2 separate regions of the Mus musculus genome follow, and region 2 is linked to region 1. A link is a loop called in an ENCODE intact Hi-C map of the cell type or tissue named here. Cell type or tissue: gastrocnemius. All regions are shown on one strand. Links, peaks and the distances in the headings refer to the core of each region. The heading gives the core; the rest is flanking DNA.

The links. A loop is a pair of places that touch in the nucleus more often than their neighbours do. Peaks named below come from ENCODE experiments on the same cell type or tissue, not always from the same donor. Only the 100,000 strongest peaks of a DNase experiment are listed, where the experiment ranks them.
Region 2: a loop joins it to region 1, with 2.1 times the contacts of the local background. A loop is called at or near these places in 14 of 42 quality-filtered maps.

The regions. Positions count from the first base shown.
Region 1 is chr11:78,030,773-78,046,906 of GRCm38, reverse strand. It overlaps Dhrs13 (dehydrogenase/reductase (SDR family) member 13), which reads right to left and starts at 14,594. Exons shown (of 5, transcript NM_183286.2): 1 at 14,409-14,594; 2 at 14,204-14,322; 3 at 12,771-12,894; 4 at 12,321-12,632; 5 at 9,043-10,045. The coding sequence starts at 14,535. The coding sequence ends at 9,597. Flot2 (flotillin 2) reads right to left here and starts at 8,976. Exons shown (of 11, transcript NM_001040403.2): 1 at 8,795-8,976. The coding sequence starts at 8,843. Dhrs13os (dehydrogenase/reductase (SDR family) member 13, opposite strand) reads left to right here and starts at 14,242. Exons shown (of 2, transcript NR_152257.1): 1 at 14,242-14,750; 2 at 14,976-16,134. In gastrocnemius, for the core only: CTCF peaks have their summits at 5,824 (motif pointing right) and 8,949; DNase peaks (open chromatin) are centred at 8,244, 8,574, 8,874 and 12,460; H3K4me3 peaks cover 1,650 bases; H3K27ac peaks cover 1,607 bases.
Region 2 is chr11:77,974,438-77,990,571 of GRCm38, reverse strand. It overlaps Phf12 (PHD finger protein 12), which reads right to left and starts at 7,756. Exons shown (of 15, transcript NM_174852.3): 1 at 7,195-7,756; 2 at 6,375-6,556. The coding sequence starts at 7,260. Sez6 (seizure related gene 6) reads right to left here. Exons shown (of 17, transcript NM_021286.4): 10 at 15,936-16,132; 11 at 15,232-15,426; 12 at 13,909-14,100; 13 at 13,631-13,828; 14 at 13,289-13,327; 15 at 12,918-13,035; 16 at 12,728-12,830; 17 at 11,520-12,559. The coding sequence ends at 12,527. In gastrocnemius, for the core only: CTCF peaks have their summits at 6,020 and 10,165; DNase peaks (open chromatin) are centred at 6,898, 7,986, 8,722, 10,108 and 3 more places; H3K4me3 peaks cover 4,686 bases; H3K27ac peaks cover 6,072 bases.

The sequences.
Region 1 (16,134 bases), core at 5,469-13,468:
GTATAGGAGCTTGGAAGATAATGTTGAAAACTGTGCAGAAGATGGAAGCCTGGCTTGTGAAATTTCAGAGGGAAGACTGAAGACTCTTATCAGGGCCACTGCTATTTTGATTAGTGGTGATTAAGAAGAGACCAGCATCATTGAGGTGAAATCTTCTGGGAAGTGTTTTCTGAGAGCACAAAGAAGCTTTTTTTCAGAGATAGCAGCCAAGGTTGTACTTCATGCTACAGCAGGACTTGGTAATGTGGAAGTCACCCAGGTGGTACTGGTTTTGAAGTCATGAAGAGCAGCTGAGGCTCAGCACTGTGAGAGGCCACGGACGGCCATTGAAGGTGCAGTCTCAGTTGTAATTGATGGCTCAGGACTGAAGGGATCATGCAAAGGAGTTGAGGCTTGACACCATGAAGAGAGTCTGTGAGAGGCTATTGGTGAAGCCTAGTTGCAGTGTTTTGGTGGAGCCCACAGTTAAGTGGTTTTGAATTGTAAAAAGACTTTGAATTTTAAAAGAGATTGGATATTTTAAAGGTATTGATTTTTTGTTTGTTTGTTTTTTTTGAGACAGGGTTTCTCTGTATAGCCCTGGCTGTCCTGGAACTCACTTTGTAGACCAGGCTGACCTCAAACTCAGAAATCCTCCTGCCTCTGCCTCCTGAGTGCTGGGATTAAAGGCGTGTGACACCACGCCCGGCTGATGCCCTCTTCTGGTGCATCTGAAGTCAGCTACAGTATACTTATGTATAGTAATAAATCTTAAAAAAAATGGTAAGAATTTGCAAAGGCTGTGGGACTTTTAAAGTTATTTAGATCTTGGGGATGAATAAGAAATTAAGTTGAGACTTAATAGTGATGTGTTTGTGTGTCAACTTGATAGAAGCTGGAGTTATCACAGAGAAAGGAGCCTCCCTTGAGGAAATGCCTCCATGGGACCCAGCTGTAAATCATTTTCTCAATGGTGGGAGGGCCCACTGCGGATGGTGCCATTCCTGGGCTGGAAGTCTTGCGTTCTATAAGAAAGGAGACTAAGCAAGCCAGTAACATCCCTCCATCACATCAGCTCCTGCTTCCTGACCTGCTTGAGTTCCAGTCCTGACTTCCTTTGGTGATGAACAGCAGTATGGAAGTGTAAGCTGAATAAACCCTTTCCTCCCCAACTTGCTTCTTGGTCATGATGTTTGTGTAGGAATAGAAACTCTGACTAAGACAATTTGTTCTGGTTTGGTTTTAGGCAGGGTTTCACTATATAGACCTATTCGGTTTGTAACTTGCTATGTAGACCAGGCTGGCCTCAACGAGGGGGCCTGCCTTCCGAGCACTGAGAGTAAGGTGTGCATCGACATTCCCAGCTCTCCTCCCAAGATTTATTTTTATTTATGTGTATTGTGCACTCGAGGGCAGGCATCCACAGAGCCAGAGGAGATCATCATATCCTTAAGAACTGGAGTGACAGGCAGTTGTGAGCTGCCTTATATGGGTGGGTGCTGGGAACCAAAATCTGGTTCCCTTTAGGAGCAAAAAGTGCTCTTAACCACTGAACCATCTCTCCATCCCCCTCAACCCACTGCTCACCCCCCCCCCCCTCTTGAGATAGGATTTCACTTCAGCTCAGTTTGTCCTTGATCTCTTAACCAGTGCTAACTCTGTTTTTCTGGAGTGGAAAGACCTATCCATGGGGCTGCTTTCCAAGGTTAAGCACTCAGGAGCGTCTCTGCCCTGGGAGGTGTTGTAAGAGAGGCCTCTGAGGACAGGCAGTTACTCTGAATGCCAAACCATCTTGGGATCAAATGAAATTGGAAGAGGGCCAAAAAATCACAGCTCCTGTATCTTCTGTTTCTGGTCAGGGTTGGTACATGGTCACCTTTGACCAAGCTCTAGGGGACTTCTCAAATACACTTTGGGAATGAGGCAGTACCCGTGGGGGACCAAATGGGACAGGATGGTGGGTGCGTGCCCTTTACCTTTCACTCAGTCTCTGACCTTGGGAACAGCCTGTCACAGTTCATGCCTGGCTGTAGCCAAGGGCCACATGCCAGGTTCCCAGAGGCAGTAACAGGAAGCTCGGGCCTGGCAGGCTGCCCCTACTCCCAGCAGCCTCTTCCCCTAAAAGGGATCTCCCAGCTTCCTGATTAGTTTTAGCCGGAGCACCACTGTGTGTCTGTGTGTGTACCTGTGTGTGTGTGGTGTCCCCTTGGCCACGCAGGCACATGTGGAGGCCAGAGGTCGACACTGGATTCTTTCCTCACAACTTCACCTTTTTTTTTTTTTTTTTGGAGAATCTGTCAGTGAACCTGAAGCTAGACTGGCCAGCCATCTTCCTGTTTGCACCTAGTTTTTTACATGGATCTAGGGGGGCAAGAAATCTCTGCAGCCCGTTCTGTTTTTGCAAGTTCTAACTGGCCTGGAACTCATGGTGAGCTATTGTCCCAGTCTCCTCAGTGTTAAGATTACAGGTATGAAACACCATGCGCAGTTAATGAAAACTTTTAAGCCGGGCACTCGTGAGGCAGAGGCAGGTGGATTTCTGAATTCGAGGCCAGCCTGATCTACAAAGTGAGTTCCAGGACAGCTAGGGTTATACAGAGAAACCCTGTCTTGAAAAAAAAAAAAAAAAACAACACAAAACCAAAAAACAACAAAAAAACCCTTTTAATATTCCAGCTGTATCTAAGGATTCATTATAAAAATGTCTACAGGGGCTGGTGAGATGGCTCAGTGGGTAAGAGCACCCGACTGCTCTTCCAAAGGTTTGGAGTTCAAATCCCAGCAACCACATGGTGGCTCACAACCATCCGTAACAAGATCTGACTCCCTCTTCTGGATTGTCTGAAGACAGCTACAGTGCACTTACATATAATAAATAAATGAATCTTTAAAAAAAAATGTCAGCCGGGCATGGTGGCGCACGCCTTTAATCCCAGCACTCGGGAGGCAGAGGCAGGCGGATTTCTGAGTTCGAGGCCAGCCTGGTCTACAGAGTGAGTTCCAGGACAGCCAGGACTACACAGAGAAACCCTGTCTCAAAAACACCAAAAAAAAAAAAAAAAAAAAAAAAAATGTCTACAAACCCATCAACTCGGACACCTGAGAAAACATTGTAAAGGTAACATTTAAGGCAGGATTTTATGGTGCCTGGTTTTATGTTGCACTTTTTGTTGTTTTTTTTTTTTTTTTTTTTTTTTGGGTTTTTGAGACAGGGTTTCTCTGTGTAGCCTGGCTGTCCTGGAAGTCACTTTGTAGACCAGGCTGGCCTCGAACTCAGAAATCCGCCTGCCTCTGCCTCCCGAGTGCTGGGATTAAAGGTGTGCGCCACCACACCCGGCCTTTGTTGTTGTTTTTTTGTTTGTTTGTTTGAGACAGGGTTTCTCTTTATAGAAAGAGAACTGTCCTGGAACTCACTTTGTAGACCAGGCTGGTCTCGAACTCAGAAATCCACCTGCCTCTGCCTCCCGAGTGCTAGGATTAAAGGCATGCGCCACCACGCCCGGCTTTGTTGTTTTTTGAGATAGGATTTCTCTATGTAACAAGCTCTGGATGTCCTAGACTCACTTTGAAGACCAGGCTGGCCTCAAACTCTGCCTCCCTCTGCTTCCTGAGTGCTGGGATTAAAGGCATGTGCTATCATGACTGGCTTTTTTTGTTTTGTTTTTGTTTTTTGAGACAGGGTTTCTCTGTATAGTCCTGGCTGTCCTGGAACTCACTCTGTAGACCAGGCTGGCCTCGAACTCAGAAATCCGCCTGCCTCTGCCTCTGCCTCACGATTGCTGGGATTAAAGGCATGTGCCACCACTGCCTGGCAGTTTTTTTTTTTTTCCTTTTGGTTGGCTTTAGACTTAAAAAAAAATGTATTTTATGTGTATGCCTGCATGTATGATGTCTGTGCACACGTGTGCAGTGCCCACAGAGGCTGGAAGAGGACAATGGCTCCCCTGCTTAATTGTTGAGCCATCTCTCCAGCCTCAGGTTTGGACTTAGTATGTAGCTGCAGATGATTCTGAACTTAATTCTCCTATCTCCACCTCACAAGTGTTAGGAATCAAACCCAGGACTTTACATTCTAGGCCAGCAGTATATTTACTGTGCCACATCTGACACTGTACTTCTTTATTATTTATATATTGAATAATGGGGGCTGGAGAGATGATCCAGTGATCAAAAGTACTTGTTGCTCACTTATAGAGGACCTTGGTTCAGTTCTCAGCACCCATATGGTGGTTAATAGTTTCAGAGGATCTGACGCCCTCTTTTGGTTTCCCTGGGAACTGCACTCATGTGGTACACACACATACCCGGATGTAAAACAAGACTTACACATTAAAAAAAAAAATGACGGGCTGGAGAGATGGCTCAGTGGTTAAGAGCACTGACTGCTCTTCTAAAGGTCCTGAGTTCAAATCCCAGCAACCACATGGTGGATCACAATCATCTGTAATGGGATCTGACGCCCTCTTCTGGTGTGTCTGAGGACAGCTACAGTGTACTTAGATATAATAATAAATCTTTAAAAAAAAAATGTCAAGGCCAGCCTAGTCTACAAAGTGAGCTCCAGGACAGCCAGGACTAAAGAGAGAAACCCTGTCTTGGGGAAAAAAAATGAGTTGCATGCTTTTAATCCCAGCATCTGGGAGGCAGAGGCAGATGTATCTCTTGAGTTCTAGTAAGGACAGCCAGGGCTACACAAAGAAACCCTAACTCAAAGTACAAAACAAAAACAAACAACTAGTGGTAGATATAATCACTGGCTTAATTTCAAAGTAGAAATAAGTACAAATGACGTTTTAAGGGGCCTGTAACTGTAGGGTGTTTGGGAAATATCTGCTAGTAATGTCTTGGTTTGTGGCTGACAAAAACAGTTAAGAAATATTAACTTTCAGTTATGGCTAGTGAAAAGAGAATGTGTTCCCCCTTTCCAAATGGAGAGTTTTCCTTTATTCCGCCCTAAGCTGTTGACATATACCTGTAACCTCACACGTAAGAGGCGGGTGTATCTATGAGTTGGAGGCCAACCTAGTCTTACATATGAGACCCTGTCTCAAACAAACCAACCCCCAAACTTTTCTTTCTATCTGTTCCTCTTGTCTCAGCCTATTACATGCTGAGATGAGCTAGGTACTCATCACCATGATTATTAGTGCAAAGACTTAACTCTTATATGTGCTTAGTCCAGTGCTCTGCCACAGAGTAACACCCTCAGCCTTTTAAAACATTTTTTTTTAGGGGCTGGAGAGATGGCTCAGTGGTTAAGAGCATTGACTGCTCTTCTAGAGGTTCTGAGTTCAATTCCCGGCAACCACCTGGTGGCTCACAACCATCTGTAATGGGATCTGACGCCCTCTTCTGGTGTGTGTCTGAAGACTGTACTTATATATAAAATAAATAAATCTTTTTTAAAAAGTAAAAAAAAAATTTTTTTTAAATCACTTTATTTTTAAGTTCTGCCTGCATGGATGTCTTTGTGAGGGTGCCAGATCCCCTGGAACTGGAATTACAAGCAGGTAGGAGCTGCCATGTAGGTGCTGGGAATTGTACTTGGGATCTCTGGAAGAGCAGCCAGTGCTCTTAACTACTGAGCCATCTCTCCAGCGATCCTTTAAAATGTTTCCTTATCTTTCTCCCCCGCCCCCCCCCCCCCTCCCAAGACAGGGTTTTTCTGTGTATCCCTGGCTGTCCTGGAACTCCCTCTGTAGACCAGGCTGGCCTTGAACTGACAGAGATCCACCTGCCTCTGGAATTAAAGGCGTGTACAACCACTACCCAGCATTTAAAATGTTTATTTTATTTATGTATGAGTGTTTGGTTGCAAGTATACCTGCATGCCAGAAGAGGGCATCAGATCTGATTACAAATGGTTGTGAGCCACCATGTGGTTGCTGGGAATTGAAATCAAGACCTCTGGAAGAGCAGACAGTGCTCTTAACCACCGAGCAATCTCTCCATCTCCCTAAAATATCTTTAAGGTGGGAAAATAATTTTGTGTTTTTGAGACAAGGTCTCATGTTGACCATCTGTCTTCCAATTCTCTAAGCAGATGAAACTGACATTGAACTTCTGACTCTCCTGCTCCCTTCCCCTCAACCAAGTGCTGGGAGTGGAGACATGTTCCGGCCTTGTGCACACCAATACTCTACCAATTAAACTCCATTCCCAGTCCTAACGTGAAATTCCTGAAAGTAGAAAGAGAGAATAATTTTGTGTTACAGAATGGAGGAGGGAGGCCGGACAACAGCAAATGAATTAACAGCCTTCTCTGGAAACAGGGCTGAGTGCCTCTGGATGAACTGCAGGTCCAAGGGACACAGAGACCAGTGTGGGCAGCTGCTCTGCTCTGTTCTCCTGGGAATCTATTCAGCTGAGGAAACTGCACCTCACCACGTACCTCACCACATCTCAAACGCCATGGTGCTATTACGTTAGGCACTATTTCTCCCCACCCCTCACATCCTAACATCCTGTGCTCATGGACTCTTAGCACAATCACCTCTCTCCAACCCCGCCCTCCCCCACCCCAACAGCTTCCAATCCAGCTCTGCATTGCCTCTGGAGACAGGTACAGAGCCACCCATCCCAGGGCTGCCTCTCACCCTGTAGTTGCCAGCCTTTCCACAGGGCAGAACTTAAGCTTTGGTCTCCTCAGCCCAGAGTCTGGGCTTCCTGAAACAAAAGAGGAGAAAGTGCTGCCCAAATTCTGATTTGTTTTATCTTTGAGATTTTCTTTTTATTTTATTCTGTGTGGCTTTTTGCCTGCAGGTATGTCTGAGCACCACATGCACAAGGAATCGAGAAGAGGGTGTGTGTGCCCCGGGACTGGTGTTACCTGCCATGTCGGTGCTGGAAATTGAAGGACGGTCCTCTCCAAGAGCAATGAGTGGTTTTGTTTTTTGTTTTTGTTTTTTTTTTTGACAGGGTTCTCTGTATAGCCCTGGCTGTCCTGGAACTCACTTTGTAGACTAGGCTGGTCTTGAACTCAGAAATCCGCCTGCCTCTGCCTCCCGAGAGCTGGGATTAAAGGCATGAGCCACCACACCCGGCTGCAGTGAGTGCTCTTAATGGTGCCATTTCTCCAGCCCCAGACTTTAATTTAGTTATTAAAATTTTTTTTTTCGGACAGGGTGTATATACATAGCCCTGGCTGTCCTGGAACTCTCAAAGACCTGTCTGACTCTGCCTTCCTTGTGCAGGAATTAAAGGCATGCGCAGCCACACCCAGAGGAAAAAAGTAATGTTTATTGTATGTGTTTGTGTGTGTGTGTGTGTGTGTGTGTACATGTGTGTACAGGCTTCTTGAATTAGTTTGTTCCTTTCCTCCAACGTATGAGCCCTGGGGATTCCATCCTCAGGTCATCAGGCTTGGTGTCAGTCTCCTTTGTCTACTGAGCCTTCTGCTTAGCCCCAGATTCTGGTGTCTAATACCCTCCTATGCCCGAGGAGTGTGGCATACTGCCTGACTGGCATCAGGTGAGTCCCCAGGGTTTGATTCCTAGCACCATAAGCACACTCACACAGAATCAACAAGCTGGGTGTGGTGACTGAATGCCTGTAATCGCATCATCGGGGGGTACCAAGTCAAACCTCTCTTTCAAAACAAACACAGAGGTTGTTCAACAGTTAAGGGCACATATTCATTTCCTAGTGCCCACGTCAAATGGCTCACAACCATCTGTAACTCCAGCTCCAAGATATTTCAACACCTGTGAGGCCTTTTCAGGTACCTGTACTCACCTGTGCATGTCCAGACAGATAGGCAGACAAGGCACTGACACACGCACACATACAACTTAAAAAAAATTTAACCTAAAAAGATAAACCTCAAACAAACAAACAAACAAACAAACAAAAACACTAAGCCTCCCCACCCCCCAACAAAACAAACTGGAAATTCAAGCCTACTCAAACCATTATGTGGCTCCAAAAGCCATCTTTAGGTATGGATGAGGAGGGAGACAAGACTGGGCTTTAGGATGCCAAAAGTTAGCCTCTGTGCTTTTCCTTCTGACTCCAGCCAAGACTCCTGGTCTTCAACAAGATCATATGTCTCTCGCTTTAGTAGGGTCCTGGTTACAGACTGTGAGGATGTCTCAGGAAAGGGATTGATTTTGAAATCCAAACAACAACGCTGAGAGCTATGTTTGGGGCCCAGTGGATTTATTATATCTCCCCAAGAATGGCATCTATAAGCCTTGGCTCGGGGCTTCTACCTCCCCTTTTGGCAGCCAGCCTTGTGAATTCTGCACACAGGCTGAAAATCAGTGCTGATGCTGGGAAGAGGTTACAGTTGCGAGCTTGCATGCAACAGGGTCCTTGGTGCCTTGAGCTACCTCCTATGACATTCCAAATACACCACCTAAAAGAAATATCAGCTATAAGGCTTCCTACGCTACCGTCCCCCCAAAGCCCCATCTGGTCAAATCTAGAGCTTGCTGCATTTTGTAATCTAGAGCGGTACAGGCCACAGCCGGGTTACCCAACTGTAGAGGCCGCACCCGCGTTTGCAGGGCGGGTGATGGCAGTAATTCCTGGCAAGCCCTAGCCTGCTCGGAATTAACGGGTCTGCCTCACCCGGAAAAGAGGGACCCGTGCCTCAGGCCCCTCCCGGACAGGCACCTGCCTTCCAGAGCTGCGAGTCCCAGCACTGGAACCCACAAACCTTAGAAACCCCTAAACCCACCATGGAGCAGAGGAAGGGTCAGCGCCTGAGGCCGTGCTGTGGGAGGGAGGACCGCTCTCCGGAGGGCTGGCTCAGGTGCGTCCGAGGGACCCGCACCCCACGCCGGCCCTTTCCCACCCCTCGCCTTCTCCTCACCTGAGACCACCAGCGCCTCGTTGGGGCCCACCGTGTGGCAGTTGCCCATGGCGCCGTTGGCAGGCCAGCAGGCCTTGGGTCCGCAGCGACCGGGAGGGCTGTGGCGGGTCCGCAGCGCCGGCCGCGCCCAGCCTATCCCGCCTCCCCCAGCCCCGCCCGCCTGCGCCCCTCTGCGGCCGCGGCCCCGCCGGAAGTGTAGCGGCGGAGGGCGGGGCCGGCATGTGGAAAGAGGCGGGAGCCAGAGCATCCACAGTCAGCTCGCTTTATTCCAGGGGGTTTGGCCCTGTAGCACCTTTGGGGCACCTCAGTTGTATCACAGTTACTACTGCGTCACCTCGGGCACCGGCCCTAGGGCAGACTCCCGGGCTCAAAACCCCAGTTCCTGCCCTGACTTAGTCCTTTCCCAATTCCGCCTCCATAAAAATGGGGGTAAATTCACTACCTAGCTAGAAAGTTGCCAAGGGCTGAATTCAGTCAGTAATTAATGTTTAACATCTGCAGTGCATCAACCACAAAGTCTCCGGCCCTTTCCCTGGGCAGATCACTACTCAGGGAAGGGCTCAGAAATCTGAAAATCAAATTCCAGAGCAACACAGTATCTCATATATCATCCCTGAATCTGGGGTTACAGTGTCTCTTAGGAAGTAGTATTCATTTCCTTTCACAAGGAAAAGGGCTGTTCAGGACATGACAAGAGGTTCCGAGGTAAATGTGGCAACCCTTCAGTGCCCAGGCACACAACTGAGATTTTTGAGGGATCCCACTGGGCTACAAAAGCATTCTATCCCGGGGGTTAGGAAAGTTAGGGTGTAGGTTCATCCTTCACCTGAATTCTTCGCTGTGTCAATTTGGATAAGTCTTGCGAGCCCTGATAGCTATGAGAAGGTCCAGAAACTGTGGTTTTCTCAGGGCTGGGGGCGCTCTGAGAAGATGGGGCCCTGGGATCCTCAGGTTCCGGCTCTTCATCAGGGTCATCATCATCGTCTCCAGGTGCAAGCCCTGCCAACTTCTTGGTAGCTTTCCATAGCCTTTGAGCAGCCTGGTCATCTCTAGCAGCTGGGGAGACCTCCTCCACGTGGCAGTTGGCAAAATATCTCCCGCTGAGGGGCTCAATGCCCTCCTGCAGAGCGCAGTACAGGGGTGTCTGGGCACCCCCTTGAGGTGCCCGGAGCACCAGCCAAGCCAGTGGGCGCAAAATAGGACGCAGCCATCCAGGAAGATGACGCAGGAAGAGCTCCGAGTTCACAGGTCCTGTGGGCAGGAAGAAAGAGGATTTGTGGAGGAAGGCAATGGGGGCCCAGGCATCAGGCAGGGAAAAAAACCAGCTAGGATCAGACGGTAGAATCTGCTTCCAGGGAAAGTGTCTACCAGGTATTCAGGGGCCCCACAAGGTGATTTAACCCATTTCCTACAGAAAGCCTTCCTACCAGCCTAACGGCCTGTATAGTCCCATCTCCTAGGCTGTGCTTATGTGTGTTCTATGTTCTTTGCTGTTTAATCGCTATTGTCCCCGCTTTTGGTGCTAGTGACTTGAACCCAGGGCTGTGTACCTGCTGTCTAGTACTCTATCAACTGAGCTACATCCCTGGTCCTTTCCTTTCTTTCTGAGAAAGAGTCTCACGCCTCTGTAAATTCAGTCTAACCTCGAACTGGCAGCAATACACCTGCCTCAGCTTCCCACTGGGGGTACCACAGTGCCTAATTCATACCAGCTTTTCATCTATCTTGAGCCCCATTCCTTTGTTTAGCCATCATTTTTAAGAACCTATAGTATATCAGCCACCGTTTTTTTTTTTTAACACTGGGGATCTGTAATTGTAACAAGAGCTTAATAAAGGTTAATAGCATTATTATCAGTGCGATTACAAAGAAGCCCCAAACAACGGTTTTCTAAGATGTTAGTACGATGATCTAGGCGAGCCCTGTCTATTGTAGCCTATTGTCTAAGGACAAAGATGATTCACCAGCCCATGTCTCCTCCTCCTCCGTTCTAGGCACACCAGCCTCCTGCAGCACATTAGCAACACCTGCCTCTGTGCTCCTTATTCAAGTTCTGAGCTTCAAAGATCCCTTTATCTCTTTCAGATCTGTGTTCAATTCTAACCAAGTGTCTTCCTTGACAGCCACTGACAAAATAAAAACGTTACATCTGAGAAGGTCCCTCTTTTCCTGTTTATCTTTCCCTAGTGTCTCTCTCCGGATGTTATCGCCACTTGTCATGGGATATGAGGGCGAGGTCCTTGGTGTTTGCTTTGTCTTCTCTCAGAGAGACGGGGTCTTACAGACCAAGGCGGCCTCACTACTTTTGTCCCAGCACATAAATCATGCCTACTGTATAGTAGGTTCCATAAAGAAAGGGATCCTTGACTGGATGGCACCGTACTTATCATCACCACCGCCCTGACTTGTCTTTTCAGTGGTGTTGGGGACCAAACCCAATCTTAGCTTGGTGTGGTGGCTTATATGGGAAATCTAAATATGAGGCAAGAAGTTTGGGGTGAATTTGAGGCTTGACTGAGCTACCCAGAATTCCAGAAAACTGTCTCAACCACCCCCCTCCCCCATCAAAACTAAAACAAAAAACAGAACAAAATAAAATGCCAACAAACAGCTAGAACAACCAGATGGCTCAGTGGTTAAGAGTACTCGCTGCTCTTGTAGAGGACCTGGGTTTTTGGTTTTAAAGATTTTATTTATTTTTTTATTCATATGAGTGCACTGTAGCTATTTTCAAACACACCAGAAGAGGGCATCAGACCCCATTACAGATGGTTGTGAGCCACCATGTGGCTACTGGGAACTGAACTCAGGACCTCTGGAAGAGCAGTCAGTGCTCTTAACCGCTGAGCCATCTCTCCAGCCCCTAGGTTGGTTCTTAGCACCCACATGGAAGGAAGGTCACAACCATCCGTAACACCAGTGCTAGGAGAATCTTACGTCTGTGGGCACTGCCACCACTACAGTATATAGCCATGCAGAGAAAACTAACACATACACATACACACACACACACACACACACACACACACTAAACTAAGCCAGGAATGATGTTCCATACCTTTGATCCCAGCACTCTGGAGACAGAAGCAGGCAGGTCTTTGGATGTTTGAGGCCAGCCTTGCCTACAAAGCAAACTCCAGGCCAGCTTAGTCTACACAGTGAGATCCTGTCTCAAAACCAAATCAACCAAACAACCAACCAACCAAACATCCTAAACCAAAGAGCAGAAGCTCAGGGTTTGGCCTATACTAGGACATGTGTTCTACCTATCAGCTGCAGCCGCAGCCCTCTATATTATCATCAGGATCTTGTTTTATCCCCAAGCCAGTGGTCAGCATCCAAGCGTGAAGGTGAGCAAGGAAGAAAACAGATGAGAAGAAAGTCTGCTCCCAAGATCAGCAAGGAACAGGTTTCCCTTTGACCATGTTTCCATTCTGTGACTCAATAGGAGACTGGGGGTATGGAGGCACATAGTAACATACAAAGATGCTAGAGAAGTAAGGAAGAGCCGTCAGTCAGGCCTCACCTGGGTGGGCCGCATAGCAGGTAACACCAGTGCCCTCAAGCTGGGTGGCAAGCTCCCGGGCAAACAGCACGTTGGCTAGTTTGCTGTCAGCGTACGCCCGAAGCTCCTGCTGCCAGCCCACCACTGGGCAGTCCAGACGTGTGAAGTCGAGACGACCACGTCGGTGGGCAGCCGATGACACTATTACCACACGGCTGGGGGCACATGACCTCAGGCGGGGTAGCAACAAGTGCGTCAGCAGAAAAGGGCCAACATGGTTCACTCGCAACAGCAGGTTAAAGGTTTCCCGAGTCCGGCCACAGGAGCTGATCCCTAGAGCAGAAGCTAGGCATGAGGTGCTGTCATAGGTGTCCCACAGGTCTTAGAATCCCCACTTGTGAGATGTGTCTGCTGGAGGGTCTGCCTCTCCAGGCTCCCCGCCGCCCTCCCACAGGGCCTGCTACTCCTCACCTGCATTGTGGATGAGGACGTCCAGCCTTGGCTCAGAGCTTAAGAAGGCTGTGGCAAAGGCCTGCACGGAGGCCAGACTGGCCAAGTCCAAGGCCATGAAGATGACCTCATTGTTTCCACTTTCCTGTGGAGCAGCAAGGGCTAGGATTGTTACTGGGTATCTCCCTTCTCCTCCCTCTTTCCAGGCTTCTGAGAGTCTACCCACCTATGACTAAAACCTGCCTCTATGCATCAGCGTGTAATGGGTGTGTGGATTCAAATCTTGACTTTGCCCCTAACTAGAGTGTGACTTCAGACGTGATACTGAATATCTTTTGGGCCTCTGTTCTCTTACTGAAAAATGAGAGGATAGTAATAATATTAACAGCAATAATAATACTTTCTACTGGAAAAAAAAGCTGGGAGAGTTAAATCAGATAAAATACATGTATGTCTGGTGTGGTGGCACACATTGGTTATCCTAGCTACCCTTTTGTCACCAGTTCAAGGCCTGCCTGAGCTAGAGTTAATATATATTAAATACCCAGTCAGCAGCGTGCAGGTATTTGCCATTAACATCCCTTGTTTTTATTATCATTTACCATAAAAATCAATTACAGCCTTTCACCTGTTGTAGACAGCATCTTGCTACGTAGCTCAGACTGCCTTGGAACTCATGATCTCCCTTCCTCAGCCTCTTCAGGGCTGGAATTACAGGTGTGCACCAGCATGTCCTGCTGTAACAAACTTTTCCTAAGAGACTGTGGTCTTCTCTTACACACCTTTTTAAAAAAAATTTATTTTATTTGTTTGCTTGTTTATTTTGAGACAGAGTCTTAGGATGTAGCCCAAGCTGGTCTTCAACTCACAGAAATCTACCTGTCTCTGCCTCTCAAGTGCTAGGATTAAAGGTATGTGACCCTCTCACTCCTGTCCTCTGCAGTCTAGACACCGCACAGTTCTAAGAAATTCATCTGAAAAAGCCATCAGGATGGTCCAGAGCCTACTGAAGTGTCTTCTCTGCTCAGCTGTCTTCAACTCGATGGTATTTGGAAGGGCCTTCAGAAGCTGGCTGTGGCTCAGAACCACTTCAGGACATTCCTTTTATTCCTTGCTTCATCTCCCGCCCCCTGTCTCTCCAATTAGACTCTCTAGTCTCAGGGCATTTGCACCTGCTGTTCTTTCTGCATCTCTTCATTATCCTAACCCTTCCTTCTTTGTCGCCTTTGCCAAGGCTGGCCTTGAGCTCGCAGCCCGGTGCTGGGACCACACCTGACTTCATTAACTCTGATTCTTAAAGCTCTCAAGATTAAAGACCACAGCAGTCCCTGCATCTTCCTCTCTGTTTAAGGGATAGTGAGGCTCTCTCCTCTCAGATCTTGATTCCTCCGTCGCTCTGCTCCGCCCTCCGCGTCCCGGGCTCACCCGCCTCCCGCATTCCCCTATGGTCTCACCTGACGGAGGTCGAAAGCGGCCGCTTCCCCGCGCTCCCGGCTGCGGCAGGCCAGCACCACGCGCGCTCCCCGGCGCGCCAGCTCCAGCGCTGTCATCTTTCCGATGCCGCTATTGGCGCCTGCGGGCGGCGGGTGGGAGCCAGCTCAGCCGGTCGGGCCGCGGCCACCCGCCCGGCCTCCCCGCCGCCCGCTCGCGCGCACTCACCAGTGACCACGACCGTGCGGCCCCGAAGGCTGCCGATGCCGCCGCACGACGGGGCCTTCACCAGGTTGTAGTAGACAAGCACGTAGGCGCCCAGCAGCAGCCCGGCGCCCAGCAGCAGCATCTCCATGCCGGCAGTGCTCCCGATTCCCGCCCGGGCCTCGTCGCTCCCGCCTCGGCCTCGCGAGGGCGGCGGCAGGCTGGGCAGGGGTGTGCGCGCACGCGTGGCCCCTGCGAGCGCCCCCTAGGCGTGCGCCTGCGTGCCCTGGCGGCGTGCCTAGGAGAAACACCTTGGAGTCCTGGGAGCGCCCTCTAGGCTTGCGAACTCCCGGGAACGCGTGCTCGGTAAGTACCCGGAAACATCTGCCTGAGGGACGGGTGGGTGTGTGCATGCCTAGGGCCCTGAGATCTCCGCTCAGGCTTTGGGCGTGCTTCTGGATTCTGGGCGGGCGCCGGCGGTGAGAGCACTGCGTAGGTGTCTGTGCCCATCGCGGGAGTCCTCCAGGCTGTGCATGCATCTGTAGTCTCCACCAACGCGTGTGACTGAATGAACATCTCTGTTTACTCTAGGTGTGAGTATGTAGCAGTCTCTCAGTCTGGAGTCCTGTGTACATGAATGGGCTCGTGTGTCTGGAGTCGAGTCCTGGATGCCTTTTCCTCAATGAAGCGACTCTTTTCTCATTCTTTCATTATCCAGCCCTCCGCTGCTCTTCTAGGACATTTCCCGTTACAGGCCAGAGGCATGAGGCTTCTTATGCTGGCACTGACAGGGTTGTCAGGATTCAACCATGTGATTTCCTAACTTTGTGACCCCACCCCTTTCCCTGTCGATTTTGGAGGTGGTTTCCCTAGGCCCATGGTGGCCTTAAATTTGAGATCCTCCTTCCTCAAACTCCGAAACAGTGGGTATTACATGGTTGTTACTCCATGACCTCTGCTTTCGAAAAGGCGGTAATTTGTTTCTAGAACGGTTCACAGGTAGCAAGACTAGGTAGGTAGACACTCCATTACTCTGGAAACAGTGACTGAGGGTAAGCTGGGCAGGGACAGCTAGGGATGTGGGCATTCCAAGCAGGACCTTGCCTAGGACAGTGAAGGACAGGTAGTTCCTTTCTGCCTTTGGAGGTTTAAGAAGTCCTTCCTGAAGTGGAAGCAGAGTGGCAGGGACAAGAATACAACTATATGTGGGAGTCAGGGTCAGATTTCTGAGACCAGGGAATTCCCTATTTAATACTGCACTGTGTTCTTGGAGCACAACTATAGACGCTGTGGATGTAAAGCTCGTCTTCTAGCCCTATCAACAGACTTGAATATATGAATAGGTACTAGTTAGAATAGTGCCAGAACACAGATTTTTCTAGGGGACTGTTCTCAGGAAGAACTTCCTGAATAAGCCATCTCCAGGAAGCTAGCAGGATGCCCAGGAAATTAGAATTAGGGTAACACAGCAGGGTATTTCCTGATGAGAACAGCAGAAGTTATTCAAGTTACACCAAGAGCCGCACAGGCTAGAGCAGCAGTCTTTAACCTGGGTCACCTCCTTACCAAGAGTCGAAGGACCCCTTCACAGGAGTTGCATCTCAGATATCCTGTGTCAGACATTTATAATTTGCAACAGTAGCAAAATTAAAGTTATGATGTAGCACTGAAATACTTTTAGGGTAGGTGGTCACCACACGACAGACTGTATAAAAGGGTCACAGCATCAGGACTGTTGAGAACCATTGGT
Region 2 (16,134 bases), core at 2,716-10,715, 54 kb after region 1:
GAGCCACCATGTGGTTGCTGGGAACTGAACTCAGGACCTCTGGAAGAGCAGTCAGTGCTCTTAACTGCTGAGCCAGTTCTCCAGCCCTAGTGTTCTTAATCTTTACCTCCCAACCCCCATTTTGGGACAGGGTCTCACTATGTAAGACTAGCCTTGCCTTAAGCTTGTGCTGAGTCTCCTGTCTCTGCCTTATTTGAATTGTGTGTGTGTGCAGATGAGTGTGCAGTGGAAACTGGACTTAGGAATCTTCCTGGATTCCTCAACCTTTTTTTTGAGGCAGGGTCTTCCGTCAAATTCACCAAAGCCAGCTTGCTAACCAGCTTGCTCTAGGGATCTTGTGTCTGACCTTCCTAGACTGGAAGTACAGGTGACCTGCCATAACCACTTGCCATTTATGGGGGAGTGGGGGCCAGAACTTAGTCCTCTTGCTAACACAGCAAATGTTTTAACTGCTAAGCCACCTCATACATACACCCTTCCCTTATTCTAGTATTATTAAATAATGAACATCTTTTATTTTTGTACTAATCACTCATCTAAGATTTTATAGCCAAGCCCCATATTAAGTCAGAAAGCATGCATTATGAAGTTCATCTTAAGTTGGACTCTCCATTTTTAAGTGAATGGCTATAAACACTAGATCCTAATTGTTACAATAAATAATAAACAAAATACTATAAAACCAACTTAGGTTTATTTGTTGTGCGATAGTCTTAGTTCCCAGGAGAGTGAGGAAAAGGAACCACTGTTACCTATAGTTCTTCAGGTGCTTAGGACGTCAAAAACAAATTCATGAGATAAACAAACCAGAATAAACCAACCAACCAATCAAAAAACCTCCATGTATTTTAATTCACTGGTTGGCTATAAGTCCAATGAGGCAAACACAACAAAAGCTGAAAATTCTTTAGGTTTAGAGCAAAAGACGGAACACTTCTGGATGCTGTTGTGTGTGGACATCATCATGACTCACCGGAAATTAAACACACAAAACTCCAAGCCAAACTCAGTTCTGCCTGCGCACAGAGACCTTTCCACTCTTATTCTTCGAAAACCTCATTTTAGAGCTTGCTGCCAACACCAGAGAGAGGAAAGCCGGCCAACAATTCCAAATATAACACGCGGAGGCAAATGCTACAGAAATCTGTCTGACAGGAAGGGACCACGCTGAGATCTGCCAAGGTGAATGCACTTCTCAATCACACCATTTTGGTCCGTCTGTTTGAGGCAAAATTCCATGAAGTTCAAGAAGAAACCTGTCACTTTCCAGGCACCTCATTACTGCTGTTTTGTGGTGACAATAATCCTTCCCAACTCAAACAGAAAGATGGATCACCAACATCTAAAGCTCTACCAGTTAGCCTACATTATCTTTTAAATTAAAAATTAAGTGGCGCACGCCTCCAATCCCCACACCTGGGAGGCAGAGGCAGGCAGATCTCTGAGTTTGCGGTCACCATGATCTACAGCGTGGATTCCAGAACAGCCAAGGCTGCACAGAGAAACCCTGTCTCCAAAAAGTGAAACCAGTAACGTCAAAATTTATTTCATGTGTTTTGCCTATATGTACCACTTGTGTTCCTGCTGCTGCCCAGAGTCCAGAAGAGGGCATCCGATCCCCGGGAACTAGTTTCAGATGGTTGTGAGCCATCCTGTTCTTGCTGGGAACTGAACTCCAGACCTCTGGAAAAGCAGCCAGTACTCATCTCTCCTGAGGGATCTCTCCAGCTCAGTTATCCTACTTTTTAACAAATTTCTAGAGATCAATTTATTCAGAGAAAACTTTCAGAAGGTTCACCTTATACACCACTGTGATGACAGGGTCAGGGTCGCCAGCAAACACTTGAAAACCTTCCAGTTCTCCAGGGCCAGGCTTGGTAACTCCTGTTAGCACTCTGAGGTTATGATATTAGGCACAGCACAACTTATTTCCTAATTCAGAGAATCATAACTGAAAGAAAACCTAGAAAGATCCTAACCAGAATGATTTTCCACAGTACACTGATCCCTGAGGGAAAAGGTAGGACAAAAGCAAGGTGTGAGCAGTCCTTTCCTATCATAAGGAACGGTTTAGTGTTGTGTCAAGCCCAAGAGATAAGGTTTGCCTACTAATCACCTCTGTCTAGGCTTGGTATTTCAGGCTTATAATCTTGGCTACTTGGGAAACTGAGGCAGAAGATTAACCAGGCCCTCATTAGCTTCAATTCCCAGTACCATCCCACCAAAAGAACCATTTCAGGGACTTTTTTTTTTTTTTTTTTTTGGTTTTTCAAGACAGGGTTTCTCTGTGTAGTCCTGGCTGTCCTGGAACTCACTCTGTAGACCAGGCTGGCCTCGAACTCAGAAATCCATCTGCCTCTGCCTCCCAAGTGCTGGGACTAAAAGTGTGCGCCACCACGCCCAGCTTTCTGGGACTTTTTAATATATACTGATTACCATAAAGCAGGCAGGCAAAAATCCAGACAAAGGACCTTTTGTTTGTTTGCTTGTTTTTTGTTTGTTTGTTTGTTTGTTTCCCCACACAGACCAGGCAAACTTGGAATTTTCACTCTTCTAGCTGCATCCTTTAGAAGGCTGGGTCTCCAGTAGGCAAACCTGTACTCAGTCATCTCATAGAACTATTTATTTATTTATTTATGTATTTATTTATTTATTTATTTAGGTTTTCCGAGACAGGGTTTCTCTGTATAGCCCTGGCTGTCCTGGAACTTACTCTGTAGACCAGGCTAGCCTCGAACTCAGAAATCCGCCTGCCTCTGCCTCCCAAGTGCTGGGATTAAATGCGTGCGCCACCACCGCCCTGCTATAGCTTTTACTCATTGTCATACACTCTGTACATAAGGGACACTATCATTACTATGCTTATCTAAGTAATGTCGTCTCAGCGTGTTCTAAAGAGACAGGAGGAACACAGCTGCATTCAACCTTCTCCATACAAGGAAGTAGTAACAGGAAAACACACCCAGGAACCAAAAATCTTCTCACATATTAACTGCTTGACCTCACAACTCTGGCTGAAAAAAAACACAAAAGTGGGGGAAATCCTCGCTTATAAAATGAAAGCACCTAGGAGATTCTCATTCAAAAGGCTTCCTGCCTTTTCACTGAGACATAGAAATGTTTTATGACTTAGAGACTAACTCAGGTAAGTCAGTGGTACTCTCAGTACTGACACCTTCAGGGAGAACTGATGCAGTAAAACAAAGCCTACCTCAGTTACTACTGTTCTCCAATCTCATTACCCATTCATAATCTCAGAAAAAGGGGGAAATAGTCAAACGCAGAGCCTGAGCAAACCTGAGTCTCCCCAACAACTAGAGACCCCTCCCTCCAGCTAAAACAAAAAACATAGTTAAAACTTGACAAGCTCTGGGGCTGGAGAGATGGCTCAGCGGTTAAGAGCACTAACTGCTCTTCCAGAGGTCCTGAGTTCAATTCCTGGCAACCACATGGTGGCTCACAACCATCTGTAATGGGATGTGAGGAAGACAGCGACAATGTACTCATAAAAAGAAAAAAACTAGAACAAAAACAAAAGGCCTTGACAAGCTCTACACTCATCTCAGAAGACTCAGTGTTCAGCTTTAGAGTTTAAAAGCTGAGGCAAAAAGATAGCACACTCTCCATTCCTCAATTTGTTTTTGTTGTTGTTGTTTTTAATATAAAGGTTTATTTATATTAGGAGAAAGATGGCTCAGGAGGTGAAGGTACTTGCTGCCAAACAGGACAACCTGACGTCCTGAGTCAATCCCTAGGAACCAGAGTAGAAGAGAAAATCAACTCTTGTTCTGACTTCCACCTGTGCTCCATGGCACGCCCCCCCTTCAATAAATAAAAGTAGCTTTAAAAAACTAAAACTAAAGTATGTGTCTACGTGTGTGAGTACGTGTGTCCCAGGTGTGCTGAGCTTGGGAAGTGAGAAGGCACTGGGTTACTCTCTGCCTATTCCTCAGAGGCAGTTTCTCCATAACCTGGGTGTTTTCTCAGCTAAGCTATGACCTGGACCGACAGATCCCAACAAGGTTAGAAGCTAGTTAAGTGCCAATAATCGTGCCTCTGCCCCCCACCCAAGCTGGACTTAATGGGCTATGCCAGACACCCCAGGTTGCTGTGTGGGTACTGAAATCCAAACTCTGTTCCTCCTGATTGTGTAGCAAATGCTCTTAAGATGCTTCAGACTTTTATTAAACAGTTTCAACATTATTAAATATTGAGATTAAAAAAAAAGATAACAGAGTTTATCAAATGTTCATTCAACAGTAGTTACCAATCTTCGTTAACAACTACTCCACCATAGAGGTAATATTAGCCAACACTTTAAAAAAGAGAAAGAGAGAGAGAGAGAGAGAGAGAGAGAGAGAGAGAGCGCACGAGTGAGCGCGCTGGGCCATGGTGGTGCACACCTGTAATCCCAGCATTCAGGAGACCCAGGCAGGAATGATTGGCATAGATTGGAAGTCAACTTGGGCAAATACAATGTCAAGTCAAACAGGGCTTCACAGTAAGATTGTCTCAAAAATTATAGTAAAAGGAAAAAGAGAAAGAGAAGAAATTTAAAAGTCCTAGTAATATATCAAATAAAAAAGTAAGCAGCGCAGACTCAAGAACAGGGTACAATGATGCACACTTTGGAGGCCAAGGCAGGAGGATGATTGTGAGCTCAAGGCCAAGCTGGGCCCTCCTACATCCCAAATAGAAAAGAACAGCAAAGGAAACTGGACCAGAGGGGTTTCCTCCAGGTGGATCACACTTTAGAGGAAGTAGAGGCCAACAACAAAACCCACAGGCCCTCACTGCCGCCTTACTCACTCCATCACAAAAAAAAAAAAAAAAAAAAAAAAAAGCAAAGGCCAGCGGCAAAGCTTCCTCCAGGATAGTAACTTTTGTCCTTGAAACATTAAAAGCCAAGGTGGGGTGCCCTTATAAGCAAAAGTGTCTTGGAGTTAGAAATAGGAATGTCCCACATAACTTCTGACCACAGTCCTACTTTGCCCAGTATCAGCCATCTAAGTACAAATACATCAGGCTCTATTCCACACAAACCAAGGGATTTCGGAATGTAGGTGGAACTGAGGAGAGAGCCCTCATACACCTTTTTAAAAACAAGAAGCTAAAAAGGGCGGCACAAAACAAAGAACAGGAACCCCTCCTTTCCAATCAGAATGGGAACGAACAACCCCCCTACCCCACCCCAGGAGCCATCTTCTCCCAAGCACTAGCCTCGGGTCAACTGTTGCTGAACAGAACAAGAGGCTATCTGGGTTCAAAGTAGAGATGTGGGGTTTGTGTGCAGGGCAGAAAGGTGATCTTCTGGCAGAAGATAGTTTAAACTCTTTTGCAGGAGTGCTCTGGGCTGAGCGGCTGAGAAGGATCAAGCAGCGCAGCGGGTGATCAACCCAGCCCCACCCCCACCCCCTTCAGTTGGGGTGGGAGAGCTCACAGCTTTCCAGCTCTCAGCTGCTTAAAACTGCCTTTCCGGAGCCACCGAACACAATCCTGCCCCAGCAGCAAAGAATTTTGAGGCGAAGGGCTCGCTGAACCAGAGCAGAGAAGAGAAATCGGCGCCCAAGGGCAATTTTAATTGTCTAACCCGGCCCGATTTCCTAAGAGGCAGCAGCGGAGTAGGGAGGAGGGAAGGGGGAGGAGGGAGGCAGCACCGGAGTGGCAACAGGGGGCAAGATGCAGAGAAAGGGATCAAGCCTGCAGAGCCTAGCCCTGGTCCTCAAGAAGCTTCTGCAGAAAGGGCTCATGGGCTACCTCCACCGTTCTCCCGAAGACGTTTGCAAATCATATATGCAGCCAAAATGGCGCTGAGAATAAAAATATAATTTAAAGGCAGGTCGCCATATTGTAAACACAGAGGCAGAGAAGTGGTCTTGAGAGACACCATTCATGATTTCCTGCACCATCGTAAGCACCCGCTCTCCTGAGTCAGGACCAGGGTTAACTGGGTGGCCGAGGCTCCGCGCATTAAGCCCAAGGAGAGCCCAGCCAGGCAGGAGCCCTAAGGGCGGCGGGCGCGCGCGGCCGCCAAGCGGCACTGGACCTGGAGCTCCTCCCCTTCCTCCCCCGCCGCCGCCGCCGCCGCCGCCGCCGGCCGCACTCGGCCGCTCAGTCCCGGCTCCCAACCTACAACCAATCTCAGATGGGGCTCACCTCACTCCTCCCAACCCCCATCCCGGGGTCAAGACACGCCGCTGCTCCTTCCCGCAAATTGGCCGGATCCCGGCAAATACCAAGGGCGCAGAGGCGCTCGCCCCAGCGACTAGAGAGTCGGCTAGCGGCTGCAAGCTCCCGTTATTTCTACAGGCCTGGTGAAGGAATGTGCTGAGTAGGGTCTGCCAAGGGGCTCCAAAGGGGTCCCCAGCCCTTACCAGCACTGGAGGTGGAAGGCGGCAGGGCAGTGATCGCAGCACAAGAGATCCCCACCTTCCTTGCAGCTATCGCAGCTGTCGTGGTTGGTGGCCCTGCCGCTTCTCCGGGACTCCTTCTCGGGCTTCCGACTCCGCTTTTCTGCCTCGTCCGTCTTGGGGGGAGCCAGCAGAGCTTGGATTTGCTGCACACACATACAGACGGCATGTGTGCACATTCGGAGCTCCCGGGTAGCCCGTAGTCCCACCGGCGCCGCTTCTCCGTCACCCACCCCTCTTCCCCCTTTTGTCCTTCTTCCTCCCATCCAGGCTGCTTCCAGAACCTCTCGGTCCCCGGAATCAAGGGGAGCCCACCCTAACTGCGTTCCTGCAGCACAACAAGAAAAGCTCCTTCCAAATGGGGAGGACCAGGGTAGGGGGATGGGGAGAGGGTGCGCGGTTCTCTTCTTGCCACTTCCTTGTATGGACAGTGGGGGACTCCAAAGCCCGGCTCGGGAGAGGCCCGAAGCTTGGTACCCGGACGTGCAGGGGGAAGCACAAAGGGGCCGACAAGAAGGGGGTGGGGAGGCCTGCCGGTGCAATGAAATGGAGTGGGCTGAAGCCTCAGGGAGCGAATCGAGGGCGGCTGGTAGGTGAAACTGCTGCAGACGTCCTCGGAAGCTAAGCTCAGTCCCCCAAATTGCAAAGAGGGGAGGAAGAGACTGGGTGAGGAAGAACAACCCCCCCTTTTCCCGGCCCTCTGGCGCTTCGAGCTTAGGGCCGGCTTTGTGGGGCGGAGGTACCCTCCTGGCACTGGGGGGAAAAGGATGAGGGCCACTCTTACCTCCATCAGCCCCCCCGACGTGTCCAAGTCGTACACGATCGTCTTGGTCTCCATTTTCTCCCACATTCATCCACCTCTCGGGCTGGGCGCTCTCTGCTCCGGCCCCCCCAGCCCCGGGGGGAGGGGGGAGGAGGGGAAGGGGGCACCTCTGACCCCCGGTCCCCTTCTCTCTTCCCAACACAGGTTCCGACTTCCTCGCCCTGGCTCCCCCCCACCCCCCGGCCCCCAGTCCCTGGGACGGCAGCGTCCTCCCCACGGGCCGCGAGAGGGGAGCAACCCCTCAGCCCCGGCCCAGCGGCTGGCTGCACAGTGGATCCCGGCTCCGGGGGTCAGGCCTCGGCGGGGGCCTAGGCCCACAGGCTAAAGCTGGCGCTGGCGACCGCTGGTCCGGCCGGGAAGGCTAGCGGGCGCTGCCATCCCGGGCTTGGGGGACCGGAGGGGGGGGTGAGAGGTTAGGTGAGGTTGTGGTTCGTGAGGTGACTCTGGGGAGGATGATGGGGGGTGGTCCCCGGGCTCCGCCTCTCGCCGCCGCTGCCGTCTGCGTCCCGGCTGCCGCGCACTTGGCGCAAACTTACCGCGAGCGCCCGCAAAGCCACCCGCGCAGGCGCCCCGGGATCGCCGCTCGCCGCGCGCAACCGCAGTGACAGCCGGCGGCCTGGCTCCCGCGCAGCCGCGGTGATGGGGTACCCCCCGGCGCGCAGCCGCGCTGGCATTCGCCCGGAGCCCAGAAGCCCCGCCTCTCCGCCGTGCGCCGGCGTACTGCGATTGGAGGGCGGAACCTGAGGCCTCGCTTAGGCGCCTGGGAAAGCGCGTAGGGGTCACGGCGCAGCCGCAGGAACTGGAAGACGCATCACCCATTGGTGTTTGTGTGCGGACCACGGGCTCTGGTCCCGCGCAGGCGTGTTGGGTCGCCACCCTCCCGTCCCCTCACACAGCCGCCTCACGCGCAGGCGCGTTGTACCTGGAGGCCTGCACAAAAAAAAAAAAAAAAAAAAAAAGCTTCTCCTTTCGCCATTTTGGTAATGAGATTTGGGGCTACCATGCCCTTGGAGTCCTCAGTCACGACCAAGGAGGAGCGTGGGATGCTGTATGGAGCTGGTAGCTTTCGGCTGCAGCAGTACCCATATGGATGGTGTAGTGGACTGTTTGTCTCCAGTGTCAGGTGTGTCTGGACTAGGCCGCCATATTGGTAAAGAGGGAAAAAAAAAGCATTGCGACAAAAAAAAAAAAAAAAAAAGACGCTTTTGGTGGCAGATCGGATGACTGCTCTTTCCACTTCATTTCCACTCTCAGCACCTAATTTTAGCACGAGCATTGCTGCCTTGGGTCCCGATGGAACCCAAGATATTTCAAGCTGTTCTTACCCTCTCTTAACCACTGTCCCTGTGAACTACTCCGAAAGAGGAAGTCAAAAGCCCAAACAGTCCGTAATCCTGACAACGCCCAGCTACCTGCCTACAGCTGACTTCAATCCCCATCTTGCAACGCGCAGAGTTCAAAGGGTGAACGGGACCGCTTTGCACTCTGGTAGTTAGACTCGCGATGGATCTGATGGATTGTGGGAGTTGTAGTTCAGCCTTCAGGCGCTGCACTGGACCATAGGATGTACACGAAGAAAAGCCTGCCGGGAAAGGATACTTTTGAGAGCTGCCGTATTGCACACTGGGGTTTGTAGTTTGAGCCCCTCACCTCGCATTCTGAGCAGAGAGACATACCTCTCTTTGGGTGTGCGCTGTTATGCCCTTGTTATCACTTTCCAATATGGACAGATACTCTGCCTAATTGCGAATGAATGAACCCCACTAGGCATTAATTAACACTGGTGACATGCAGCTATGTCCTGCCGTTTCTTTCTTTCGTTTGTTCGTTCTGTTAAGACAGTCTTACTCCGCAGCCCTAGAACTTGTTATGTAGACTAGATAGGTCATGAACTCACAGAAATCCGACTGCTTCTGCCTCCGGTCCCATTTCTGGGATCGACGTGTGCTACTACGCCTGGAATCTCCTAAACTCATTTTTATGTTACTACACACATTATTCTCAGACCCGTAAACCTGGGAGGGACTTAGAGACTATTTGATTTAAATTCTTCATTTCCAGGTACAGAGTGGAGAGTGGTTTGCTTAGACGCATATTGAGTTTATAGCAAACCTAAAAAGGAAACATTTCTTGATTCACAGGTCAGACTTTGTCCCCTACACCGTGTTTACTGTCTCTGAGAAACTATTGCTCCTTCTTTTAGGACAGTCAGGACTGTAAGTCAAAGGGGATATAAATATCTGTGTGAAGTTTTAGTGCTTTGTGAAGTTTTAGTGCTCTCTCTCTCTTTGTCTCTCTGCCTCTCTCTCTCTCTCTCTCTCTCTCTCTCTCTCTCTCTCTCTCGGCCCTGTATTAGTGCCTAGAAAGAATAACGTTATGGGGAAGTGAAGAATGCATGCAAACTGGCTGCTCTTCCGTTGCTATGGCCAACAATAGACTAGCAGCTATAGGAAAGAACTGCGGTGTGACTCTCAGAGGAGAGAGCTGAGCTAGGCTCCTTGAAGGGAAGAAGCCAGGCTTTATGCCTCCTTCCTGCTACATAACCTCAGAAGCTGGAACCTCATATGCCCTCTTTTACTGGCTTCCTTCCTACTACCATAGCACAGCTGTGCTGCTATGTCAGCCTGGAGGTATTACTGGACAGAGAAGTAAGCCACTGGCACACGCCCCATGAGTGAGGCTTTGTGCTTTGGTCAACACATCCATTGCAGCTGAAAACAGGAGCGGGCAGTGGGATAGTGAGGAAAATGAGATTGGCTCTGTTGACAGAGGAACAAATCACTCCACACACTTTTCTCTTGGAGCCTGAGGAGGAGGTCAGCCTAGTTGGGACAGGACTTGGTGCCACCTTGGAGAGCTCCAGCTCAGGGTGTGAAAGGGGACTTCAAGAAAGAGAGCTGCTGGGATGGAAATGCTTCTGGAATCGACCTCTTGTGGTCCATCTAGGCATTGCACTATGAACGAATTGGAACGCCTTGACTTGGGATAGAGGCTAGGAGGAATTTCTGGTCCACATCTTTCCGCTGAAGACTGTAGAAGCAGAAGATGCTAGTGGATGCTAGTCTTCCTTTCAGGGATTTTTGTCTTACAGCTTCCGAGTGCCGTAATTTTCTGTTGTCTGACTCCTGGGAAGATACATTCATCTCAGAAGGCTTTAGGGGACATAGGGAAGGGGCAAATTTAAGTGCATCCTGGCCAGTCATGACTTTAAATTTTTTTCCTTTATTTGTATTTTATGGCTTTTTTGAGATATGGTTTCTCTATGTAGCCCTGGCTGTCCTCAAACTCAGAAACCTGTCTACCTCTGCCTCCCGAGTGCTGGAATTAAGGGTATGTGCCACCACCATGCAGTTTATTTTATTTTTTTTCAATTTTTTTAATTATTATTTTTTAATTATAACATAATTAAATCATTTCCCTTCCTTTTTCTCCTTTCAACTCCCCCCATATATCCTTTCCTGCTCCTTTTCAAGTTCATGACATCTTTTAAAATTGTTACATACATATGTGAATATTTATATGTATATACACATTTCTAAATACACAAGTACAACCTGCTGAGTCTTTTTTTTTTCGAGACAGGGTTTCTCTGTGTAGCCCTGGCTGTCCTGGAACTCACTTTGTAGACCAGGCTGGCCTTGAACTCAGAAATCTGCCTGCCTCTGCCTCTTGAGTGCTGGAATCAAAGGTGTGCGCCACCACGCCTGGCTCTGCTGAGTCTTTATAATGTTACTTGTATGTATGTTTCAGCAGTCACTTTAAAGAGCCCATGGGCAGGGCTCTTGCCTGTCTCAGGGGCCTCTGAGCTGCCCATCCTTCCTGCTTACAATCTCCATGTTTTCTGAGGTCAAGGCAAGCTAGGCCTTATGTACAAGGGTTCAGTCTATGATTCTGATTCCAATCTCTCAAGCTTCGCTTAACAGGAAAAAGTGGACGGAACAGTGCTTCCAACCTTGGGTTTTGTCAGCGATCTAGTGGTTCTAAGAGGGATTTGGGGCTGGGCCAGCATGTGGCCCTAGCCCTGGCAAAGAGGAGGAAATGAGGCATTGGGGTTACTGAGCTCACACATCCCTACAGCGTTAGCCGCTGGGACCTCTCATTTCACCTGCCATCTGTAACACTAACGTCTTTGGAGGCAGTGTTACCCATTTAACTACAGATGACATCTTTTCTGTCATAAAATCCGGGCATGGTTGATTGGTGCGTCCAGAGGGTCTCAGCATGCCGGTCCACGTCACATTCATCTTCCACCTCCCTTCCCTCCGAGAAACCACCATTCACACTGCTTGATTTTTTTTCCAAAACACCATTTTAATAAGGAAACAACAGAAATAAAAGATTGTTCTCTGGCTGGAGCCCAGACCCCATATAATACATCATATGTACAAAGTGGCCTCGGTCCGGACTGAGATTGCTCCTGGGGGTTCTTGACTTCTGCCACATTCCTGGGTCCTTGGACATCTGCTCCTCTCCAGAATGTAGCTGCCCTCTCCTGGCATGCCATAACACAGTGGCAGGAAGGGGGAACATGGTAAGTGGCTCAGAGGAGGGACTGGTGGGGAAGGAGACATTTGTAACAGCCAGATAAACTTCAAGGAAGGGCTCTCCCTCCTCAGAGTAGAGGGATGCCGGAGAGCCGTAGGGTGTCCTGCTTTGGTGTGGAGCGTGAGTATCCATCCAGTGGGGCCCAGCCTGAGCTTGGAATAGAGTCCCTGAACCTTTTAGGATTCTTAAATCATCACCTCCCAGGACAGGGCAGAAGGCTTAACTGTCCAATTCTGAGCCTTTAGAGAGGGACTAGAAACCTCCCTGAGGGGCTGGTGTTGGCACGCCAGGACTACCAAGAGGTCACAGTTGAGAACAATTTTGGCCTCTGGTAGCTGGCCCTGTGAGGGGCACCCTGCTGTCAAGTCAGCTCTCCTGGAGTCCTCACATGCCAGGCAGGATGGTGGCCATGTGTAACAAGTGCCCCTCCTCAGTCAGCCTGCAACTTCCAGGCTGGAGGTCCAGGGCAAAAGAGAAGCAGGAGAATGATGGCTGCTGGTAATGTGTCCCAGCTACGTTCTACCCGAGGCAGATGCCCCTGAATCCAAAGAAGGGCCCGAAGTGGGCACAGCGGTGCCAAGAAAATAGGTCACTGTGGGCATTGCAGGCGGGGAAGGGGTTGGTGGTGTCTCTTCCCAGGCAGTATGTACAGGAGGTGAGGGACAGCAGAGAGCCGGGAGCCCTGCCGCTGGCCTGCGATGCAGGACTGCGTGTGCATCCCCAGGCTGCTCCCACCTAGATGGAAACTTCATATTCTCTCGTCTCCTGCAAAGGAAAGAGACTGCGGGGAGTTGGAAACTTGGAGAAGAGCTGTCAAGCCCAAATTATCCACCTTCCCAAGGCACAGAGGAAAATAAGAGGGCTCAGCAGGACCCTCAGGCAGGCATACCCACCCAAGGGATCAAGGAACCAGTCCTGAAGAGGTATCTAGGCTCACGTGGATACTTACTCCAGTCTCATAAGTTGGATTGTCAAATGCTGACTCTACCGTGATGCGGTTATAGGGGCGAGGATGAGTTCGGGGAAGTTGCAGGGGACTTTTCCCCTGGAATCTGTCAGGGGACAAAAGAGCCTGTGAGTCAGGAGTACAGGCCAGGAGTGAGTTGGGTACGCAGAATAGGAAGAAAAGCCAGACTCACCTGGAAAAATAGAGGTACACTCCTCCCACCAGCAACACCATGGCCACCAATGGTAGGAAGATGGCAGCAGCCAGGTGAGCAGCGTCCAGGGCACTGGAGGCGGCAGGTGCCTTGGCAACTGAAAGCAAAGGGTGGGTGGGGTTAGAGTTAATATCCCCATTTCTTGGAACCTATGTCCCCTCCCTTCTTAAAGACATTTGGAGACCAGCTCCCATTAGCTGCCTATGGTAGACAAGAAGCTTAATGCCCCGACAGGCCCAAACTGCTCCTTCTCTGCCTTTCATTTGTGGGAACCCATGACCTGGGAGCTGCTAGAACCAGGTGTGGGGGGGGGGGGACCATACATCTCGCTCTCAAGCATGGGGACTCACCATCCAGGCTACGGCCGTTGTAGAACCCATCCAGAGAGGCTGGAACAAGAGGGGAGGGCCAAGGGCAGTGGGTGAGCCTGATGGACCAAACTATCCAATGCAAGGAGCACAGAAGTGGACTGATCATGGGAAGGATTTGACCAGGGAGAACCTACTCCTGCAGTGTCTTGGTGATGTTAAATCAGAGACTAGCAAAGACAGGGAATGGGAAGGGGCATGGGCCAATGCTTCTAATTCTCAACACAGAATTGATTTACTAGAATAGTTCTAGGGTCCGGACTGTGGTGGTGGCAGCAGCAGCGGAGGGGGCACATGTTTAAGGGAGTGGTAGGTAGCACTTACCAGCCCTACAGATGGGTGGTGGGTCACTCCAATGCGAGGGGTGTCCAGGCACGCATTTGATGCTGGCCTGGCCCTTCAGCACATAACCAGGGGCACAGGAGAAGTGGATGGTGGCCCCTGCTGGGTGAAGCCGCTTCTCAGGGCTGCGGGCACCATTCTCCGGGGCGCTGAGGCCATGGCACGGCTTGAATTGTTCCACTGCAAGGCAGGCAGGCAGCAATCGAGGTGTCAGGTTTTGATCTTACTAGAGGTTCCCCTCCTGCCCACTGTACACTCACAGAGACACTTGGGGGCCCTGTCACTCCACTTGGGACTGCCTGCTTGCCGATCATGGCAGGTGAGAATGGCACTCCCCGTCAGCACAAAACCCTGGTCACAGACATATTGCACAGTTGCTCCCACGGGAAACTTGGGGCTGGATATGAGGCGTCGGCTGTGCTCCACATCCCCTGGGTCATGGCAAGATGTCACTGCGGATGGAGAGGGAAAGCAGGGCAGGCTCAGTGTCTGGGGCGACAGCGCAGTTCGTAGGAGTGCTTTCAAAGAATCCACGGAACCCCGGGTTTAATGGACGGCACTGCATAAACCCAGCCTGGTGGTGCGCGCTGATATCCTGGCACTCCAGAAGGTGGGTGTGATCCCACTAAGAAAGTGGAGGCAGGAGGATCAGAAATTCTAGGGAATCCTCAGTTTTGTAGGCGCTTCAGGCTAGAAACACTATCAGAGATGGAGTGAGAGCAAGGGGTGGGGTGGGGGAGGGGAAGAGAGCGAGGGGGTGGGGAGAAAGGTCCTTTCACCCAGGCTGTATGAGTGTTACAGACCAGCTAATACCAGACTGTAGGGCTCTACTCTGATGTTTTGTTTTGCAGTGCTGGGATGTCATGCACGCCAGGTGGTGCTCTACCACAGTGCTACATCCTCAGGCTTTTTGCTTTCTTCACTTTTGTTTGTTTGTTTGTTGTGGGATTAAAGGCATGCCCGGCCTTTCTTTACTTTAAAAAAAAATGTGTGTGTGTGTGTGTGTGTGTGTGTGTGTGTGTGTGTCTGTGTTTCTGTGTAGTTTATATGTACTGCATACATTTAGATACTCATTAAGGCTAGAAAAGGGTGTTGAAATTGGCTACAGGAGGCTGTGAGCAGCTTGATGTAGGTACTGGGAACCACCTAGGTCTTCTGCAAGAGCAGTAAGCGCTCTTAGCCATTCAGCCATCTCCTCTCCACCCTCTTCTTTGGAGATAAATGCCTCACACTATACCTCAGGCAATCTTCAAAGGCCTGATCCTCTTGCCTCAGCTTCTGAATGCTGAGGTGACAGGCGTGTGACACACCATGCCTGACTGTGTCTACCCTCTGGCTGATGTGTCCTTTTTTGATCATTAAGGTCAAGAAAGCCATTAATTCTTGGTCACCAGCCAGCTAGGAGATACTTGTAATGCTTATCTGGAAGTCTTGTGACAATGGAGCATCCCATTTGACAGATAAGGAAACTGAGGGACAAGTTAGAAGATCAAGGATGCTAGCAAAAGCAGGACCAGTGCTAGACTTTTCTCTCAGGACCCAGGAGGCGGGCTGGGAGGGGCCACGGGGACAGGCACACTCACCTCTCTGGCATGAAGGCAGGTCCTCACTCCAGCTTAGGTCCCACTGGCACATGAGAATACTGGATCCCACCACCTGGTAACCAGGGTAGCACTGATAGGTGACCACCGTGCCGTGCACCAGCTCAGGCTGTGATGGGTTCTTCCAGCCGTTGGGGATCTCGGGTAGCTCTGGACATGTGTCGTTGCGGGGAACCTCTGGAGACACAGAAGCAGGGACATGGAGCCCCTCCTCAGCCAGCATCAAAGTGACTGCTAGTGCCAACCCTGAGGTTCTTTTGGTAGGTTATCTTGGACCTAGACTGGCCTAGAGAGGCTTAGCGACTCATCCTCTCTTCTCAAGCCCCACACCCCAGACCCCAAGTCTCCACACACACCCCCACACACCCATCACCAAGGTTCCAGGGTTGTCATCTCGGCTTTGGCTCTACTCTCAGAAGCACTTGGCCAGTTCCTCAGGCCTGAGAGATGGGCAAAGCAGGATGAGGGAAAGACCAGCAGAAAGGAAAGCAGCGACACTTTTTTTTTTAAGGAAGTCCTCTCTGCCTCCCTAGAGCTTCTTGCTCTAACCAAAGTCTCCTGGTGATACATGGCACCTTCCCAGGTTCCCCGTGTCTGACAGGGCATCCAGACTCCCTATTGTCTTGCACCGTTTGACTAGTCATGATTTGGGGGTCTACAATCCGAATCAGAAAGCACAAGCTCACCAAAGAAGTGGATGACAAATCCTTGCTGGTAACCCAGCGCCGAGGTCCCAGGGTCTGACTGGAACTGGATGGTGACATCGGCCATGGAGGTAAAGAGCTTGAAGTGGCCACGGGGCCCTGAGTATTGGCCCAGGACCCGGGCTGTGAGGTCATCCCCATCGTAGAAGGTCAGTACATCCCCAGAGCCTATGCGCAGCCT